Regions from separate parts of the Homo sapiens genome. Here all the other regions are linked to region 3. The links are chromatin contacts, found by Hi-C or POLR2A ChIA-PET in ENCODE. All regions are on one chromosome and are shown on one strand. Each heading gives the region's core, a stretch centred on a gene start or an enhancer-like site at or near the end of the contact. The rest is flanking DNA. Distances are from core to core; before and after follow the strand shown.

Region 1 (4,087 bases), core at 660-3,159, 100 kb after region 3:
GGCCGGGCGTGGTGGCTCACGCCTGTAATCCCAGCACTTTGGGAGGCCAAGGTGGGCAGATCATGAGGTCAGGAGATCGAGACCATTCTGGCCAACATAGTGAAACCCCATCTCTACTAAAAATACAAAAATTAGCCGGGCGTGGTGGCGTGTGCCTGTAGTCCCAGCTGCTTGGGAGGCTGAGGCAGGAGAATCGCTTGAACCTGAGAGGTGAGGTTGCAGTGAGCCGAGATCGAGCCACTGCACTCCAGCCTGGGTGACAGAGCGTGAGACTCCGTCTCAAAAAAAAAAAAAAAGAAAGAGCCTGTACCCGCGACTAACTAGACTTTTCTGCTGTTGTGCAAAGTTCAGTTTCTTCTCAGCAACATCAAGGATATATGAAGAAAAGGAAATAAAAAACTGTAAAGTCAAAAGAGATGCCTGGTGGAACTTATTCGTGCTATCAGGGCATTGATAGTTTGAATGTTTTTATTACTTATGCAAAATTGCACATACTCCTCTATGCTGATTTTATCATGAAAACTGTCATGTGTCATGCTAATGGAAAATGTCTTATTTGTAAATAAGTATTCATAATTTTGTTACTGATGGTGTTTTTAATCTAGAATTTGAAAAACTTTCATGGCTTACAGATGTGTGTTTATATTGCCAATAATCTGCGGGAAAAATAAGATGCTAACCGAGGCCACGTAGCCTGGCCTCAACTCAGATACCACAAAGTAGATGCCTTGGCTGGGTGTGGTGGCTCACGCCTGTAATCCCAGCACTTTGGGAGGCCAAGGCGGGCGAAACATTTGAGGTCAGGGGTTCGAGACCAGCCTGGCCAACATGGTGAAACCCCATCTCTACTAAAAATTCAAAAAGAACTAGCTGGGTGTGGTGGCGGGTGCCTGTAATCCCAGCTGCTAGGAGGCTGAGGCAGGAGAATCACTTGAACCCAGGAGGCGGAAGTTGCAGTGAGCCAAGATCGTGCCACTGCACTCCAGCCTGGGTGACAGTGCAAGACTCCGTCTCAAAAAACAAAAGTAGATACTTTTCCCTGCTTTTACTGGGCCAGTGCCTAGGAAGTTCAGTGCAGAAGTTAATTGTTTTAGACATGATGGCATTTCCTTCAAGTTATGAGTCCAGTGAAACCAATCATATCTTATCCCAGGCAGGGGCCACCAAACTATGGCCTGTGGGCTAAATCCAGCCCATTGCTTATTTTTGTGTAGCCCACAGGCTAAGAATGTTTTTATTTTCTGGAATGGTTGAGGAGAAAAAGCCAAAAAATGACATCATTTTGTGACATGTGCAAATTACACAAAATTCAAATTCCGGTGTCCCTCAATAAGGTTTTATTGGAACATAGCCATACTTTTTTTTTTTTTTTTTTTAGGACAGGGTCTCACTCTATTGTCCAGGCTAGAATACAGTGGCACAGTCAACAGCTCACTGCAGCCCCAAACTCCTGGGTTAAAATGATCCTCCTGCTTCAGCGTCTTTTTGAAGAAAAAGAACTAGCTGGGCGTGCATACCACCACGCCTGGCTAAGTTTTTCATTTTTTGTAGAGACAAGGTCTTGCTATGTTTCCCGTGCTGGTCTTTAACTCCTGGCCTCAAGTGATCCTTCTGCCTTGGCCTCCCAAAGTACTGGGATTATAGACATGAGCCACCACTCTTGGCCACAGCCACTTTCATTTACATATTGCCTATGGCTGCTTCACACTACAAAGCTGAGTTGAGTTGTTGTGACAGATTGTGTGGCCTGCAAAGCCTAAGATATTCACTCTCTGGTCTTTTACAGAAAGTTTGTTGACCTTGGTCACTACGAAGGAGTTGGAACTCTCCTTTCTATAGGTTGCCGTGATTCTAAAGACCAACCCACAGCTGTGACATCCCTGAGACTACCACCAGAGGGCGACTGGGCCCCACAGTAGTACATAATATAGGACCTCTCTTGGAGATAATGGAAGACTTGGAATTTCAGATGGTTCCACCCTAATTGCATTAGCGTTCTTTCTTAACAGGAGAAAGGCTTCAAGAAACAAAACAGTCCTCATTCACTGGAACAGGGTTTGAGATACCAGCATTAAGTAAATGAGATTTTGACTTAACCTGGAGTCAAGGCTCTAATTTAGGACTTTACTTCCCACTCATTTTCATGCCACAAAGTCTATACAAAGTAGGTTTTCAAATAATTGCAGAATCAGCCAGGCACGGTGGCTCACACCTGTAATCCCTGCACTTTGGGAGGCCAAGGTGAGCAGATCACTTGAGGTCAGGAGTCTTGAGACCAGCCTGGCCAACATGGTGAAGCCCTATCTCTACTAAAATTACAAAAACTAGCCGGACATGGGGGTGTGCACCTGTAATCCCAGCTATTCAGGAGGCTGAGGCAGGAGAATCGCTTGAACCCAGGAGGCGGGGTTGCAGTGAGCCGGGATCACACCACTGCACTCCAGCCTGGGCAACAGAGTGAGACTCTATCTCGAAAGTAAAATAAATAACTGCAGCATTGCCAGTTGGAAACTTTGTCATGAGCTTACCTCACGGTGACAGTTACACTGCTCCTTTAAAGAGTCATTTACATAATTTGTTATCAAATTATTAACCACTTTTAAATAGAATAATAACTACATTTGCCTCCATAATTGAAGCAGATTACTAATTAACATTTTCGAGAATTAAACTGCTTGCTTATGAAGTAGCTATTAAAACTAAATTGAAATGCAATGGATAGTTTCTTGTAGATTTAAAACTGCATTGTACTGTACTTTGTCTATAATGAAAATGTTCTATTCAATAAGGTATCTTTTTTTCTTCTTTTTGGCCAAGATGGCACTAAGTAAAATTTAAATCGAGAGATGGCATAATCCATGAGTCAGCCAGACTTTCAGCTGGAAAAATCTTTAGTAAATACCTTCCTTCTAAATTACAGAAAGTAACTTTTCCATACACACTGTAAACAGCAGACACTCTAACAGAGCATCGGTTATGCTCCATCTCCTAACCTGAAGGACTCTTGTCACACACCCACCTCTGAGAACCCAAGCTCCTCAGTTTTTTTAATCTTTTGGCCACATTTCATCCAATTACCATCATACCTTTTATACGTTAGATTTCCAAGGAGGTAAGTGAATCACGTAATGGGGGTGAACTGTACCCAGTCAAAATAACCTTATCTGACTTTTTCTATATTTTTGATATTTTTTCTCTAAATATTAAGTCTTTCTCCCAAGCTCATGTCTATTCCTTCCTAAAAGTCAAATTGACATGAAGTGAAAAATGATGTGTTGCTTCTGAAGACAATGGATTGCTTGGCATTTGGGATCTTTCCTTTAAAACTGATAATGCTTCCCCAATTCAGTTCCATCTACCTGACTGACTAGAACATTTACTGTGGTACATTTTCCAGGTTTGATAGGAAAATGCTAAGCGTTGTATGACACAGATATTCTTGCTCACAGGCACTCTACCAGCCTTTGAAAAAGTCAATTTAGGCTGGACGCGGCTGCTCACGTCTGTCATCTCAGCACTTTGGGAGGACAAGGCAGGTGGATCACGAGGTCAGTTCGAGACCAGCCTGACCAACATGGTGAAACCCCATCTCTACTAAAAATACAAAAAAATGAGCTGGGTGTGGTGGTGGGCACCTGCAATCCCAGCTACTCAGGCGGCTGAGACAGGAGAATCGTTGAATCTGGGTGGTGGAGGGTGCAGTGAGCCGAGATTGCGCCGCTGCACTCCTGCCTTGGCGACAGAACGAAACTCTGTCTCAAAAAAAAAAAAAAAAAGGCCAGGCACGGTGGCTCGCAGCTGTAATCCTAGCACTTTGGGAGGCTGACGTGGGCAAATCACGAGGTCAAGAGACGGAAACCATCCTGGCCAACATGGTAAAACCCCGTGTCTACTAAAAATACAAAACTTAGCTAGGCATGGTGGTGCGCACCTGTAGTCCCAGATACTTGGGAAGCTGAGGCAGGAGAATTGCTTGAACCCGTGAGGAGGAGGTTGCAGTGAGCTGAGACCGCACCATTGCACTCCAGCCTGGACAACAAGAGTGAAACTGTCTCAAAAAAAAAAAAAAGAAAAAGAAAAAGTCAAT
Region 2 (4,556 bases), core at 1,398-3,897, 120 kb after region 3:
GTCATTGCAGAGAAGAGAGCAAAACCATGGATGCACCATTCGTGAGGCTTGGGTCCAACCCTACAGCCATTACATCAAAATGGTGGTGGGAATTAGGGATCAGACTGGGGTTTGTATCTTTTTTTCCCCAGGTAATTGAATGCACTGCCAGGGTTAAGAAATGTTCATCGTGACAGTACTAAAGATTCAATGCAATCCCTATCAGAATCCCAAAGGATTTTTTTTATAGAAAAAGAAAAACCTATTCTGAAACTCATGCTATGGTTTTTATTTTATTTTATTTTATTTTATCTTATTTATTTTTGAGACAGAGTCTCACTCTGTTGCCCAGGCTGGAGTGCAGTGGCAAGATCTTGGCGCACTGCAGCCTCCGGCTCCCAGGTTCAAGCAATTCTCCTTGCCTCAGCCTCTCAAGTAGCTGGGATTACAGGTGCCCACCAGCATGCCTAGCTAATTTTTGTATTTTTAGAAGAAGGGTTTTTGCCATGTTGGCCAGGCTGGTCTTGAACTCCTGACCTCAAGTGATCTGCCCACCTCGGCCTCCCAAAGTGCTGGGATTACAGGCGTGAGCCACCGCGCCTGGCCCCTTCTTGCATCTCAAGACAAGACACACATGGCTAGGCAATGAGATGGGGAATGGCAACCCAGGAGAAGAAAATACTTTCAAAAGAGGTCTTAAAAGAACATTCTGGATTTAGAGAAAAAAGCAGAGAACAATGTAGCGTCCATCCCTCTCCTCTTCTGGATTCTTACAGTGACGATAATTCCAGAATGTCTCAGCTGAAGATATGGACTGATACCTGAACTCAGTGCAGTATTTCCTGCTGAAACACCACAGACCGGGTTCTGCCCGCAGCCAGGACTAGGCTAACAGAGAAAGGCCTGGCTGTGCTGAAGCTGCCATGAGCCTCAGTACCCCCACGGGACCTTTCCCATCATCTAGGACTTCAAACACAAACAACTGCCCAGTAGGTTTTTCTAACATTTTGCTTTTGGTCCTTCACTTGGAAATGCACTGATTTCACCAGGAAAATATTTGTGAGGAGAAAAAAAAAGATTTTCATGAAAACGCAAATATTTTAAAAATGTAGCTTTATGCAAAAGCAAGCTGAAAGGTTTCTTGTTGCATTGTTGTACGTTGAAGCTCAGTCACTTTGCTGACATTGAGTTTCTTTTTTCTCCCAGTCACCCTTCTCCACCAATGCTACTATTTATGCGAAGTGTCGGAAATTAGCTTCTCATGTGACCACCCAATTCGGTTCCAGTCCTTTGGAAATGTAATCCTATTCGGTGTGTCTGCAGACTTGGAGTGACATTGGGTTTGTTCCCCTAGAAAACTGAGTCAAATTGAATAGGCGTTTAGTCCTGTGCCTTTACCATAATTAAAAACAAGTTAAGCTGATTATAGCATGTGTCCAGAATTTAGGTGGTTTTGCTTTATAAAGAGAAGAGGTGCAAACCACAGGCCACTTTCTCTCATGATAAACAGCGCCTGGAGGCAGCGTGGAGGAGACACATCCATCATCCACGTTTCTAGGAATAATGGACATGAGAGAAGTATGTATAAAGAAGGAATCCTGTGCTTCGGGAAGCCGAGGTGGGAGGATCGCTTGAGGTCAGGAGTTCGAGACCAGCCTGGGCAACCTAGTGAGACGCCCCCCCCACCACCTCTCTTAAAAAAAAAAAAAACACATATATATATATTTTTTAATTTGCACTTTTAATTTATAAAATTTTTAATTTTTAACATTTTAAATATATATAAATTTATATATAATTTTTAGAGAAAAAATATATAATATATATATACCTAGGAAGACCCCAACCTCTGAAAAAAATTTATATATATAAATTTTTAATTTATAAAATTTTAAATACATATTTACTTATTCTTTTTTTTTTTTGAGACGGAGTTTCACACTTGTTGCCCAGGCTGGAGTGCAATGGTGCAATCTTGGCTCACCACAGCCTCCACCTCCCGGGTTCAAGCGATTCTCCTGCCTCAGCCTCCCGAGTAACTGGGATTACAGGTATGCGCCACCACACCCGGCTAATTTTGTATTTTTAGTAGAGACAGGGTTTCTCCATGTTGGTCAGGCTGGTCTCGAACTCCCGACCTCAGGTGATCTGCCGGCCTCAGCCTCCCAAAGTGTTGGGATTACAGGCGTGAGGCACCGCGCCCGGCCAATACATATTTACATGTATAAATTTTTTTAAATTGAAAAAATTACATATGTATTTTAAGAGAGTTGGGGCGGGTCTCTCTAGATAAATATATATCTCTCTCTCTATATATATATATATTTTTTCTCTCTCTCTCTCTCTCTCTGTCTCTCTCCTTCTTTCTTTCTTTCGAAGGCATTCCAGGGGAGGCCTGTGCCCTACGGAGACCTCTCTGGGTTTCCTGCAAAGAACCGCTTGAGAAAGAATAGAAGAGAGAGCCAAGAGCGGAGAGAAACTCATTTAAATTCTCCTGTCTTCGCCTTTCCATTTGCAGCCTGGGGAACCCGGCGTGCAGTACCGCTCACCGCCCAGCCTCGCCCCCGCGCCCGCGACCAATGGGAGGCGGCCGGGCCGGGAGCGCGGCCAATGGCAGCGGCCGGAGGAGACGCGGCCGTTTAAGAAGCGGTGGGTGCGAGAGGGGGCAGAGCACCGGACGACAACAGCAGCAGCAACAACGCGGCAGCCGCCACCATGGCCCTGCAGGTACCCGGGGCGCGGGGAGGCCACGCGGGAGGGGCGCTCCGCGAGGGGAGTGCTTAAGTGGGGCTCCGGGTGGGCTTGGCGCCCCTGGGAGCGGTCGGCGGTGACCCGGGGGACACGCCCACTCCTTCCCCAGCGCCCCAGATGGCAGTGTAGACCGCACCTGTGCCTGCTGACGGCGAGCCAGGGCTCCCAGGGCAACCCTTCCGGACCCCAGGGGCCGGGTGAGCGGAAAAGCAGGCAAGGCAGGAGCGCCGGGGAGCACGGAGCGGGCCTCCTCCTCTCCGTCTCCGAGAGGGAGTCGAGATCCCCCGCTCCCGCCCCTTCGCTCGTTGGGACCTCCAGGACCTCTCTTAGTGTCATACTGAGCAGAAGAGATCTGTGAGGCTCCAATTTAAAAATACTGTTTTATAGGTATGTGAAAAAAATTGTTAAGGGTGGAAAACTTTGGAAAAGACAACAAATATAAAGTAATAATTACTGATAATAATCCAATGATAATTCCTTCACCCAGGTGATAATCACTGCTACATGCTAGGGTAATTCCTAGTATGTCCTAGTATGTTATTTTCCATGTGTGTATGTGTGTGGCATATATCTACACACATACCTATGATGTTATTGTGTATATAGTTTTATTCCTACACGTAAAACAGTAATATGAGCATTTTCTCATTATTAAATATTCTAAAATGTAATTTTATTTTTCTTTTTTGAGACAGAGTCTCATTCTGTTGCCCAGGTTGAGGCGCAGTTGGTGCGATCTCTGCTCACTGCAACCTCTGCTCACTGCAACCTCCACCTCCCAGGTGTAAGCGATTCTCATGTCTCAGCCTCCGCAGTAGCTGGGGTTACAGGTGCACGCCACCACGCCCGGCTGATTTTTGTAATTTTTTTTTTTTTTTTTTAAGATGGAGTCTCATTCTGTCACCCAGGCTGTTTGAGATGGAGTCTCACTCTGTCACCCAGGCTGGAGTGCAGTGGTGCAATCTCAGCTCACCGCAACCTCCGCCTCCCAAGTTCAAGTGATTCTCCTATCTCAGCCTCCCAAATAGCTGGGATTATAGGCGTGCGCCGCCACTCCTGGCTATTTTTCTCTATTTTTAGTGGAGATGGGGTTTCGCTGTGTTGGCCAGACTGGTCTCCAACTCCTGACCTCAAGTGATCCACCCGCCTTGGACACCCAAAGTGCTGGGATTTCAGGCGTGAGCCACCACGCCCGGCCTCTAAAATGTAATCTTTTACATGCACAAAATTTCATAGAACGTGGCTCACTTCTTTAACCATTTCAGTCAGGCAAGACGTTATCCTGCGTAAAGTTGTAATACATACTTCAGGGCCATCTGGGTTCAAATGTGTGCCTCACTTCTACTTAGCCTGTGACATAGTTAACCTCTCCGTGCCTCAGTTTCTTTATCTAAAAATGCAGGAGAGATACATTAAATGAGTTATATGTATAAAGCATTTAAAACAATGTTTGGCATGTGGTAGAAGTCCAATAAGGATAAGCTTGTGGTGGAACATTTAGTTTGTTTGTTTTGAGACAGGGTCTCACTCTGTCACCCAGGCTGGAGTGCAATGGCATGATCTCAGCTCACTGCAGCCTTGACCTCCTGGGCTCAAGTGATCCTGCCACTTCAGCCTCCCAAGTAGCTTGGACCACAGGCACCTGCCACCACACCTGGCTATTTTTTTTTTTTTTTTTTGAGATGGAGTTTCACTCTTGTTGCCCAGGCTGGAGTGCAATGGCGCAATCTTGGCTCACCGCAACCTCCACCTTCTGGGTTCAACCGATTCTCCTGCCTCAGCCTCCTGAGTAGCTGGGATTACAGGCATGTGCCACCACACCCAAT
Region 3 (4,383 bases), core at 1,625-4,124:
ATTACCTGGTTATAGTGGCTCATGCCTGTAGTCCCCACTACTTGAGAGGCTGAGGTGGGAGGATGGTACTGCTGCACTCCAACCTGGGTAAGAGAGCAGATCCTGTCTCAAAAAAAAAAAAAAAAAAAAAAAAAAAAAAAAAAAAAGTCTTTGTCATTGTTTCCTTGGTGGCAGTCTGCAACGCAGTTGTCAGACTTGTATTTGGAGACCCACCACCTAGACACCTAGGAATTTCCTCTAGGGTTAAAATCTATAAAAATCCACCTTTGTCTGTAGTTTTGTTCAAGAACACCAAATAACATTTTGATGTGTTTCAGGTAAAGAGGGATGTCTGCACTTAACAAGAATCTGATGTTTTATGGTCAGTATTGATCCATCTTGGAAGAGCTTCAAGAAGATATCATTAGAATGACCAGAATCCTCCCAGATGTATAAAACTATTCATCAAAATAAAATCATTAATGGAGGTGTTGGGACATAACTGGCAGAAATAAATTAAGCCAGCTATGTTTACAGTCAACAAAATCAGTATTTGTGAATTCCATGCAGGCAAAGAACTAATCACAGTGGTTTTGATGATTTTCATTCTCAAGTGGTGGTGTTGCCTGTTTGGCTTTTAAGGGGGAAAATAGTTGAGCAAGTCCTTGACAGTGGGACAGCTAGCCAGATGGGAGCCTGGGGGCCTAAGGAGTGAGACGCCCTTTGCGCGGGAGTGGACATCTCACCAGTAAGTGGCAGGGGCATCCTTGCAGACCTGGCTAAGACTCCAGGGAGAAGGCGTTGGTCAGCTCCCCTGAAAAGAATAAGGAAGTTGCTCCTCCAGGAAAATCCAGGGCCAGACCTAGATGAGGAGGGACGAGGGAGGAAGTCCCGGAAGACCTCTCTGCTGTCATTGACCCCAGTCCTTTGCGGCTCTAAGGTTGCCGCCAATGGAATCACCTCCTTAAAACGTCAGTTTCTAGAAGAGCCTCATTTAATGCATGTTACCTGGGAAAGTCGGGTAGCACATTAACTGTAAGCGCTGATCCTGAGAGATCTGGCAGGAAGATGGGGGTGGAGAAGACTGCTTTGCTGACTCCTCCTTAGGTGAGACTCACCTGGATGGGCCCCGATGTATTAAGCAGCCAGCAGCAGTCACAGCATGCCGTGTGCCGAGGACAACAAGCAGGTGGGTTTGCAGAAGGGCAACTGGGTCGGCTGAAGATTTTTATCACATTTTAACAGTTGTCCTAACTGGGGCTCAGTGGTTCTCATTTTCTCAGGATGCCAACGCTGATCACTAGAGTGGGATTCTCTGAATGCAGCACCGTGGCCACAGACTTTACACATTTATCCTCTCTCTCCCCACGGAGGGTGGAAGGGTGAATATGTCACAGTATTCCAAATCAGTTACGTGGTCTGAAGGACGACAGCCATCAAAGGCATCTTGCTCCCGCCCCCTAGTGGTGAGTTTTCCCCACCTGTAACGGTTTAGTCCAGACACACAGGGCCACTCTGGGAAAGTAGGGGTGGGCGTGCACAGGGGTGAATCTGCCACTGGGTCTCTCCCCAAGGTGAGGTGGGTGGAGAGAAGGGGACTGAGGTTCCTGGAGTCTCTACCTGGAAACAATGTATTGGAAACAATCATTGCATTCAATCCTCAAAATCTTTCAAGGAAGGAATGTTTATTCTTCTTTGTTTTGCACTGAAGTTGAGGCTTAGTGGTTAAGTAATTGAGGTCACCCAGCTAGAAACAGTGGTGCACGGCTTAAACAGCCAGCTCTCTGGAAATGAATGCACTTAAATTATAAATGTCCCTGATAAAGGATGCATAGGACAGAACTTACAAATGGAATACATAATAATCTGTATAATGAAATACATAAGGCTGGGCGTGGCAGCTCAGGCCTGTAATCCCAGCACTTTGGGAGGCTGAGGTGAGTGGATCTCTTAAGGTCAGGAGTTCAAGACCAGCCTGGGCAACATGGTGAAACCCTGTCTCCACTAAAAATACAAAAATTAGCTGGGTGTGGTGGTGGGTGCCTGTAATCCTAGCTACTCGGGAGGCTGAGGCAGGAGAATTGCTTGAGCCCGGGAGGCAGAGGTTGCGGTGAGCCGAGATCACGCCACTGCACTCCAGCCTGGGCAACAAGAGCGAAGCTCCGTCTCAAAAAAAAAAAAAAGAAAAGAAAAGAAAAGAAAGTGTGTGCCCTAAGCTCTGCCAGGGGATACACAACATCATTTAAGTGATAGTGACCCTGTGCATTTGGAACTTTATTTAGGATAAACTAGCACAGACAAATGCAAAAACAAAGAGGCATCGCACCCAAGAAAATGAAACCAAAACCAAAAAGGAAGGAAACCAGAAAGCCACAGAATGGTACGTAGGCCACAAGCATGACAAACTCAGTGTGATTTCTTGTGTTCACCCTCTCACAGACATCGCTTATGCAGGTGTTTAGACCTAGAGGACCTCATAAAAATGAGTAAAGTTAGAAATGGGGGGTGATTTTTCAACCATATTGATATTCCACGATTTCTTGTTTGCTGCATTGACACCATAGTTAAAGCAAGTTGCAATTATGTCTTGGGGACTTTTATGACATCACAGAGAACTTGAAAAGGGCATGATGGTTGTCATGGTCCTTCAAACAGGAGAAGGCAGTGACAAGGAGAAAGGCAGTTGCTCTCATAGATCAGGGAGAAAGCCAGCTAAACTCCAGGCGAAATAGAAATTGCAAGTCTTCTCCTCCCCGCCAAAAAAAAAAAATGATTTTCAAAGCTGTAATTGTAAATATACACTAAAATACCTGGCAAATGTTTTTTCCATTCTTCGCAGCCATTGTGAGTTGTTTCAGGTTGGTATTTTGGTACCTTCAAAGTGGCTCATAATTCTCGCATTGCTAGGCTTTTGCACCTTAACAGGATGGGCAGGAATAGAAGAACCTGAAAGAGGCTTGGTGGTCTCACAGCAGAGGAAATTGAAGGCTGAAGTCACAAGTGTTGTGTTGACCTTTCCACATATGCAATGGGTGACCACACAGAGGTGGGCCTCATCTCCTGACACTCGGCCCAGTGTGCAGCCACCTCTGCATGCTGCTGCCCCATCTCACCTCACTGGCACCCTCTGCTATCTGTCTACAGTATGCATTCAGCACTCCATAATGAGGGTCTAAGGCATAAGTAAACCATGCTAATTATTAAAATCTAGGATTTGGAGAAGAAGCTCTGGGTGTCAGGCCTGGCTCTGACCAACAGACAGGTGACTCACTTCTGATGCTTTAGCAAGAGGTTGGGGGTATTTGCTCTCCTCACCTCTGGGTGAGTTGAATTCAAGTGAGACAATACATATCAAAGTTTTTGTAAGTTGTAAATTACAAAAACAGTTTATTTCTCTGAACTATTACTAGTATCTTACAGTTCCCTAATCTTGTTGCTCTAGTGTGACAATGGTCATTTTGGGGCTATATCAGCTGCTTCTCAGCTACTTTTTAAGGAAAATGGTAGACAAAACAGTGGCATCTCTTTTTCCCCATTCTATTACTTTTGTTTGTTTGTTTTTTTGAGACAGAGTCTTACTCTTTCACCCAGGCTGGAGTGCAGTGGCGCTACCTTGGCTCACTGAAACCTCTGCCTCCTGGGTTCAAGAAGTTCTCCTGCCTCTGCCTCCCTAGTAACTGGGACTACAGGCATGTACTACCATGGCTAACTTTTGTGTTTTTAGTAGAGATGGGGTTTCACCATTTTGATAGTTACTACTGAATGTCAATTTGATTGGATTGAAGGATACAAAGTATTGATCCTGGGCGTGTCTGTGAGGGTGTTGCCAAAGGAGATTAACATTTGAGTCAGTGGGCTGGGAGAGGCAGACCCACTCTTAATCTGGGTGGTCACCACCTAATCAGCTGCCAGCACAGCTAGAATACAAAGCAGGCAGAAAAATGTGAAAACAGAGACTGTCCTAGCCTCCCAGCCTCCATCTTTCTCCCGTGCTGGATGCTTCCTGCCCTCGAACATCAGGCTCCAAGTTCTTCAGTTTTGGAACTCGGACTGGCTCTCCTTGCTCCTCAGACTGCAGACGGCCTATTGTGGGACCTTATGATCATGTGAGTTAATAATAAACTCCCCTTTATATATACATATGTGTGTATATATGTATGTGCATGTGTGTGTGTGTATATATATATATTATTATATATAATATATATATTCCATTAGTTATATCCCTCTAGAGAACCCTAATACAACCATGTTGGCCAGGCAAGTCTCGAACTCCTGGCCTCAAGTAATCTGCCCACCTCGGTCTCCCAAAGTGCTGGGATTACAGGCGTGAGCCATGGTGCCCGGCCCCATCGTACTGCTTTCTGCAAGCTTCAGCTGAGTAATATCTCCTTTGCTCAAAGG
Region 4 (4,540 bases), core at 1,447-3,946, 67 kb after region 3:
TTGAACAGGCATTGTAAGTTATAGAATAAGTGATATAAACTTACTTAAGGATTTTTTGGTGAAATAGTCTGGTATTTTAATTTTTTAAAATGTCTCCAGATCCCCTCAAGTTTCCATGAGTTTATCTGTTTTAGAGACTATTATTATTGTTGTTGTGTTGTTGTTGTAGTTGTTTTTGAGACAGGGTCTCACTCTGTTGCCCAGGCTGGAGTGCAGTGGCATGATCATGGCTCACTGCAGCCTCCCAGGCTCAAGTGATCCTCCCACCTTAGCCTCCCAAGTAGCTGGCACCACAGGTGCACACCACCATGCCCAGCTAATTTTTTACTTTTTATGGGGACAGGGTCTCACTATATTGCTCAGGCTGGTCTCAAGAGATCCTTCTAGGCTCAAGCGATCTTCCCGCCTTGGACCCCCAAAGTGCTGGGATTATAGGCGTGAGCCACCATGCCTGGCTGAGCAAATTACTAACTGACACTCAGGACAAATATATTTTCATCCAGTTGGATAGGCATCTACTTCAAAGCGTCCTTCCCAGTCACTGCCTTTTATTCTGTATCTCTCTGTAACCAAGCTTCTTGGAAATTTGGAGATATTTTAAAGTGGAAGTATTATACAGAAAAGCTGTGAGGTCCCAGGCTCCTAGTGGTTTCTGGAAAGCCATAACCAGTAGCAGTTAGAATACATGGTAGAAGTGGGAGAGGGATAATCCCCTAGGTTGTGAAGTCACAGGCATGTCCACCATGATTTTGGTCCCTCCCACCCAGCCTGTGGCCCCAAGATAATGCTGAACACATAGTAAATGTTCAATAATTACTTGATAGTAAGTTGCAGTAGGCTTTACCATTGAGGTTGAAACAATGGTAGCTTTCAGAAGTATTTTATGGCCTGGGAATATGTGATGGCACCACCTCTAGAGCCAGACTTATCCACTCATTCATTCCACAAGCATTTGTATTAGTATGTACTGGTGTGAGGCATTGGAGACCTTAGGGACGCAATTAAGAATAGACTTCTTAAGTAGCACATACAAATGCATACATAAATCACACTATAACAGTACAACGGATTCACCAATTCACAGGGTGCCAGCAATAGGAACACCGGGAGAGGAAAGCCTAAAATAGTCCTACTCCCAAACCAGAGAATATACAAAACTGAACGTATCTGCAGCATATTTCTAGCTCATGTACCTGGCTGTGATATGTTTGTTTAATCCCAATTGCTAGTCAGATATTGATGAGTGTCCTTGGCCACCAGGTGATTTTAAATATAAACATCATGATAGCACAAATTTGATTCTATTGATGAAAATAAACTGCTTGTTGTGAGGTGGCAAAACCTTACTATTTTTAAACCACTAGGGTACCATTTGACAAAGTCTTAATGTATCTTCCAAAATAAGCACTGTTTTCTATTTTAGAATTGGAGTGGAAATATGAATCTATAGCTCAAGTGCTCAGTTCTTTTTTCTTTTTCTCCAGCTCTGTTGCCCAGGCCAGAGTGCAGTGGCACAATCTTGGCTCACTGCAACCTCCGTCTCCCAGGCTGAAGCTATCTTCCCACCTCAGCCTCCTGAGTAGCTGGGACTACAAGTGCGTGCCACTGTACCTGGCTAATTTTTTTTTTTCCTTTTGGTAGAGGCTGGGTTTCCCCTTATTGCCCAGGCTGGTCTTGAACTCCTGGGCTCAAGCTATCCACCTGCCTCAGCCTCCCAAAGTGCTGGGATTACAGGCATGAGCCACTGTGCCCAACAGCGTGCTTAGTTCTTAAACAGTTTCTCTCACTATTGCACATGCCTTTCATATTTGGATGTCACAGAGGAATTATCCATTTTAAATGGAAAAGTTCATTACTTTAAAACATGAATAACCAGTGGAAAGAAAAGTTCCTTTATAACCTAGATGCTAGGTAACAAAACTAGCACTTTGTGTTTTGTTTGTGATTGTTTGTGACAGGGTCTCTCTCTGTAGTTAGACACTTAAAGCTTTTCATTGTTAGCCCCCCTAGTAAAAATCTTTATCAGGGAACATTTCCTCCTCTGCAAAAAAGTGGTTTGTTTAGTTCTGTTGCTTCAAGATTAGTGTTCTGTCGTACCCAAGAGATCTTGATAATGGAGTTTTTCATATCATGTATCTCTCCTCCCGAAAGCTGACTTAAACGTAGATTAGGAGAGTAGTGATAACCGTGGAAACTATTTTACTTCAGTTATAAAATGTGGTTTATCTCTGCAATCTTCCTGCTTCGTGACTTCTAAGCACCTGCAGGATGACTGAGCGGGGGCTGGTATTCTTCTGCATTGCCTGTTACCGTCTTCACTCCACTACCTTTTATTCCTCACCTACATCCTAACACAGTTATTTTCTACTGCATGTAACAGCTGTGTTTTTTGAAATGATTAATTGTATGCAATTCAATTTCATTTAATGATTTTTGTTTGTTGGTTGGTTTCACCATCTTTGCATTTCCTGCAGAAGTCCTGGAGGGTATTTGGGAGCCAAAAAGAAAAAGAAGAAACAGAAGAGAAAAAAGGAGAAACCAAATTCCGGAGGCACCAAGTCAGACTCGGCATCTGATTCCCAGGAGATTAAAATTCAGCAGCCTTCGAAAGTGAGAGCTCTGTTTTATTTTTTCCTCTGTGTGGTTTCTCGTGCATGAGTGGGTTTACGCAGTTTAGCGCGCTGCTGCATCAGATGTGTAGGGACTTTGTTGTGACTGTGTGTTGAATGCCACTAGTAACTGGAAGCTCTTGACAGCCTCCTTAAAATGGACTTTGGCACCCAAATAACGAAGGGGTACACTGTGCTTTTGTGTGTGTGTGGATACCTGCTGTGTTTTTCCCTTTTCTCAGTGAATTTGTATTTAGATTGTCGTTCTAGAAGAAAGTCTCAGTGTGAGCTTGTTAGGTTTTTTTGAAATTACACTTTAATATTTGATTACTTTTCGTTCAGAAGATATTCACATTGTAATTTTTCTGGGTGTCTGTCTAATTACCTGAATAGCACAACACCATCTGGCAGCAGATTTCAGCGGGAGCAGCCATGGGTAAGTCTCTCGTTGACTTTGAATTAAACCAGTTTGCAGCGGTCGTTCTTCATTCTAATGCCAAGGGTGGGAAATAGTTCCTGACATTCTCCTAGTTTAAACCAAACCAGAAGTTGTCCAGCTGGGCCCCGTGTTGGCAGATGGTGGCCAAGAAGAGGGTTGATTGTACTGCGTGGGTGTCTGGTGGCACAGATGGCAGCCATCCCTGTCTGTGGAGCCAACCCCCAGGCACCCTGTATGCTGGGCCTCTGGGAAACACAAAGCCCTCTTGATGCAAGAAACTCACAGTGAAAAGGGTAGAACCAGCCAGGCACGGTGGCTCACGCCTGTAGTCCCAGCACTTTGGGAGGCCGAGGTGGGAGGATCCATTGAGCCCAGGAGTTCAAGGCTGCAGTGAGTTATGATCACACCACTGCACTTCATCCTGGACAACAGTGAGAGACCCTGGCTGAAAAAAATAAAAAAAGAAAAAGAAAGAAAAGAAAGAAAAGGGGTAGAATTAGAAATATTACAAAATAGAGATGATTTTGATGATCGTACCTACAAATAAATTATTGTGAATAGGCTGGGCACGATGGCTCATGCCTGTAGTCCCAGCACTTTGGGAGGCCAAGGCAGGCGGATCCCTTGAGCCCAGGAGTTCAAGACCAGCCTGGGCAACATGGCAAAACCCTGTCTCTACTAAAAATACAAAAAGTTAGTTAGGCACGGTGGCATGCACCTGTAGTCCTAGCTACTTGGGAGGCTGAGGTGGGAGGATAGCTTGAGCCTGGGAGGTGGAGGTTGCAGTGAGCCAAGATCACGCCACTGCACTGCAGCCTGGCGACAGAGACCATGTCAATCAATCAATCAGTCAATCAATGTGAGTAGCATGTGGTATTGTGGAAACAGCTCAAGGGGTGATGTCTGAGACCTTGAGCTTGGTCTCTGCCCCCTTGCTCACTAGTTGTGTGCCTTTGCCTGGGTACTGCACTTCCTTCAGCCCAGTTCCTTCTCTTCTCTCTAACTCGCAGTTCGATCTTGAGGTTCCAGTTGGAGCATTTTTATTGAAGAGTTTTTACATCCTAAAACAGTGCATATATATATATATATATATATATATATATATATATATATATATATAGTAGTTGTTACCATTCTACAAGCTTTGTGGATTTCCTTTTTTCTTATGCAGAGTTTCTGTTGTGTTCCATGAAGTGAGACTTGCAGGTAGTTTTGATGTTGTCACCTGTTTTACACAAAAGAACCAGGAATCACTGAGAAGGAAAATTACTTGCCCCAATTTTTCCCTGACTGACTGCAGGGTGAGAAGAAAATGGAATCTTCTTCCCTAGCTTTTCAACTTGGTTCTCGGGTAATAAATATGCTACCCACTAGATACAGCTTTCCAAGGTAACTCATAGAGGATACCACCATAAGCTTGCAAAACACTCTTCCCGTTTCTAAATGTCGCTTCATCAGATAAACGTGGCATCCCTGACCTGCAGCGTGGACA

What was found. A loop is a pair of places that touch in the nucleus more often than their neighbours do. ChIA-PET counts read pairs that join two places held with the same protein, here RNA polymerase II (POLR2A). Pooled maps may share reads with other maps.
Region 1: a loop to region 3 is called in a map of naive thymus-derived CD4-positive, alpha-beta T cell, with 4 times the contacts of the local background. The contact joins the enhancer-like site here to the promoter of FAM171A1-AS1 in region 3. A Hi-C loop is called at or near these places in 6 of 168 maps with a recorded cell type or tissue (CD4-positive, alpha-beta memory T cell, CD8-positive, alpha-beta T cell, HCT116 and 1 more), 3 of 37 single-sample maps with no recorded cell type and 12 of 50 pooled maps. POLR2A ChIA-PET finds 5 or more read pairs at or near these places in 8 of 52 experiments (A673, GM10248, GM12878 and 4 more).
Region 2: a loop to region 3 is called in a pooled map, with 6 times the contacts of the local background. The contact joins the promoter of ACBD7 here to the promoter of FAM171A1-AS1 in region 3. A Hi-C loop is called at or near these places in 3 of 168 maps with a recorded cell type or tissue (CD4-positive, alpha-beta memory T cell and naive thymus-derived CD4-positive, alpha-beta T cell), 2 of 37 single-sample maps with no recorded cell type and 13 of 50 pooled maps. POLR2A ChIA-PET finds 5 or more read pairs at or near these places in 5 of 52 experiments (GM10248, GM12878, Panc1 and 2 more).
Region 4: a loop to region 3 is called in a map of B cell, with 11 times the contacts of the local background. The contact joins the enhancer-like site here to the promoter of FAM171A1-AS1 in region 3. A Hi-C loop is called at or near these places in 2 of 168 maps with a recorded cell type or tissue (B cell and naive thymus-derived CD4-positive, alpha-beta T cell), 1 of 37 single-sample maps with no recorded cell type and 7 of 50 pooled maps. POLR2A ChIA-PET finds 5 or more read pairs at or near these places in 7 of 52 experiments (B cell, BJ, GM12878 and 3 more).

The regions. Positions count from the first base shown.
Region 1 is chr10:15,104,398-15,108,484 of GRCh38, reverse strand. It overlaps NMT2 (N-myristoyltransferase 2), which reads left to right. Exons shown (of 12, transcript NM_004808.3): 12 at 1-2,715. Among named protein-coding and RNA genes, the nearest start is that of RPP38, 9.1 kb to the right of the region's middle. Within about 2 kb of position 1,909, at least 3 of the 41 ENCODE cell types and tissues checked have a DNase peak (open chromatin) inside an H3K27ac peak, as active enhancers do.
Region 2 is chr10:15,086,867-15,091,422 of GRCh38, reverse strand. ACBD7 (acyl-CoA binding domain containing 7) reads left to right here and starts at 2,647. Exons shown (of 4, transcript NM_001039844.3): 1 at 2,647-2,706. The coding sequence starts at 2,695. It overlaps ACBD7-DCLRE1CP1 (ACBD7-DCLRE1CP1 readthrough), which reads left to right and starts at 2,647. Exons shown (of 8, transcript NR_144471.1): 1 at 2,647-2,706. RefSeq lists a silencer at 2,473-2,862.
Region 3 is chr10:15,207,078-15,211,460 of GRCh38, reverse strand. It overlaps FAM171A1-AS1 (FAM171A1 antisense RNA 1), which reads right to left and starts at 2,874. Exons shown (of 3, transcript XR_007062068.1): 1 at 2,790-2,874. LOC105376434 (a long non-coding RNA gene) reads left to right here and starts at 4,061. Exons shown (of 4, transcript XR_930699.2): 1 at 4,061-4,085. LOC107984211 (a long non-coding RNA gene) reads left to right here and starts at 124. Exons shown (of 3, transcript XR_001747379.2): 1 at 124-1,168; 2 at 1,263-1,445; 3 at 2,262-3,204. RefSeq lists a silencer at 1,346-1,395.
Region 4 is chr10:15,139,492-15,144,031 of GRCh38, reverse strand. NMT2 (N-myristoyltransferase 2) reads left to right here. Exons shown (of 12, transcript NM_004808.3): 2 at 2,475-2,610. It overlaps LOC107984210 (a long non-coding RNA gene), which reads right to left. Exons shown (of 2, transcript XR_007062067.1): 1 at 4,180-4,540; 2 at 2,903-3,493. Among named protein-coding and RNA genes, the nearest start is that of NMT2, 27 kb to the left of the region's middle. Within about 2 kb of position 2,696, at least 2 of the 41 ENCODE cell types and tissues checked have a DNase peak (open chromatin) inside an H3K27ac peak, as active enhancers do; they include B cell, where a contact is called at or near this core.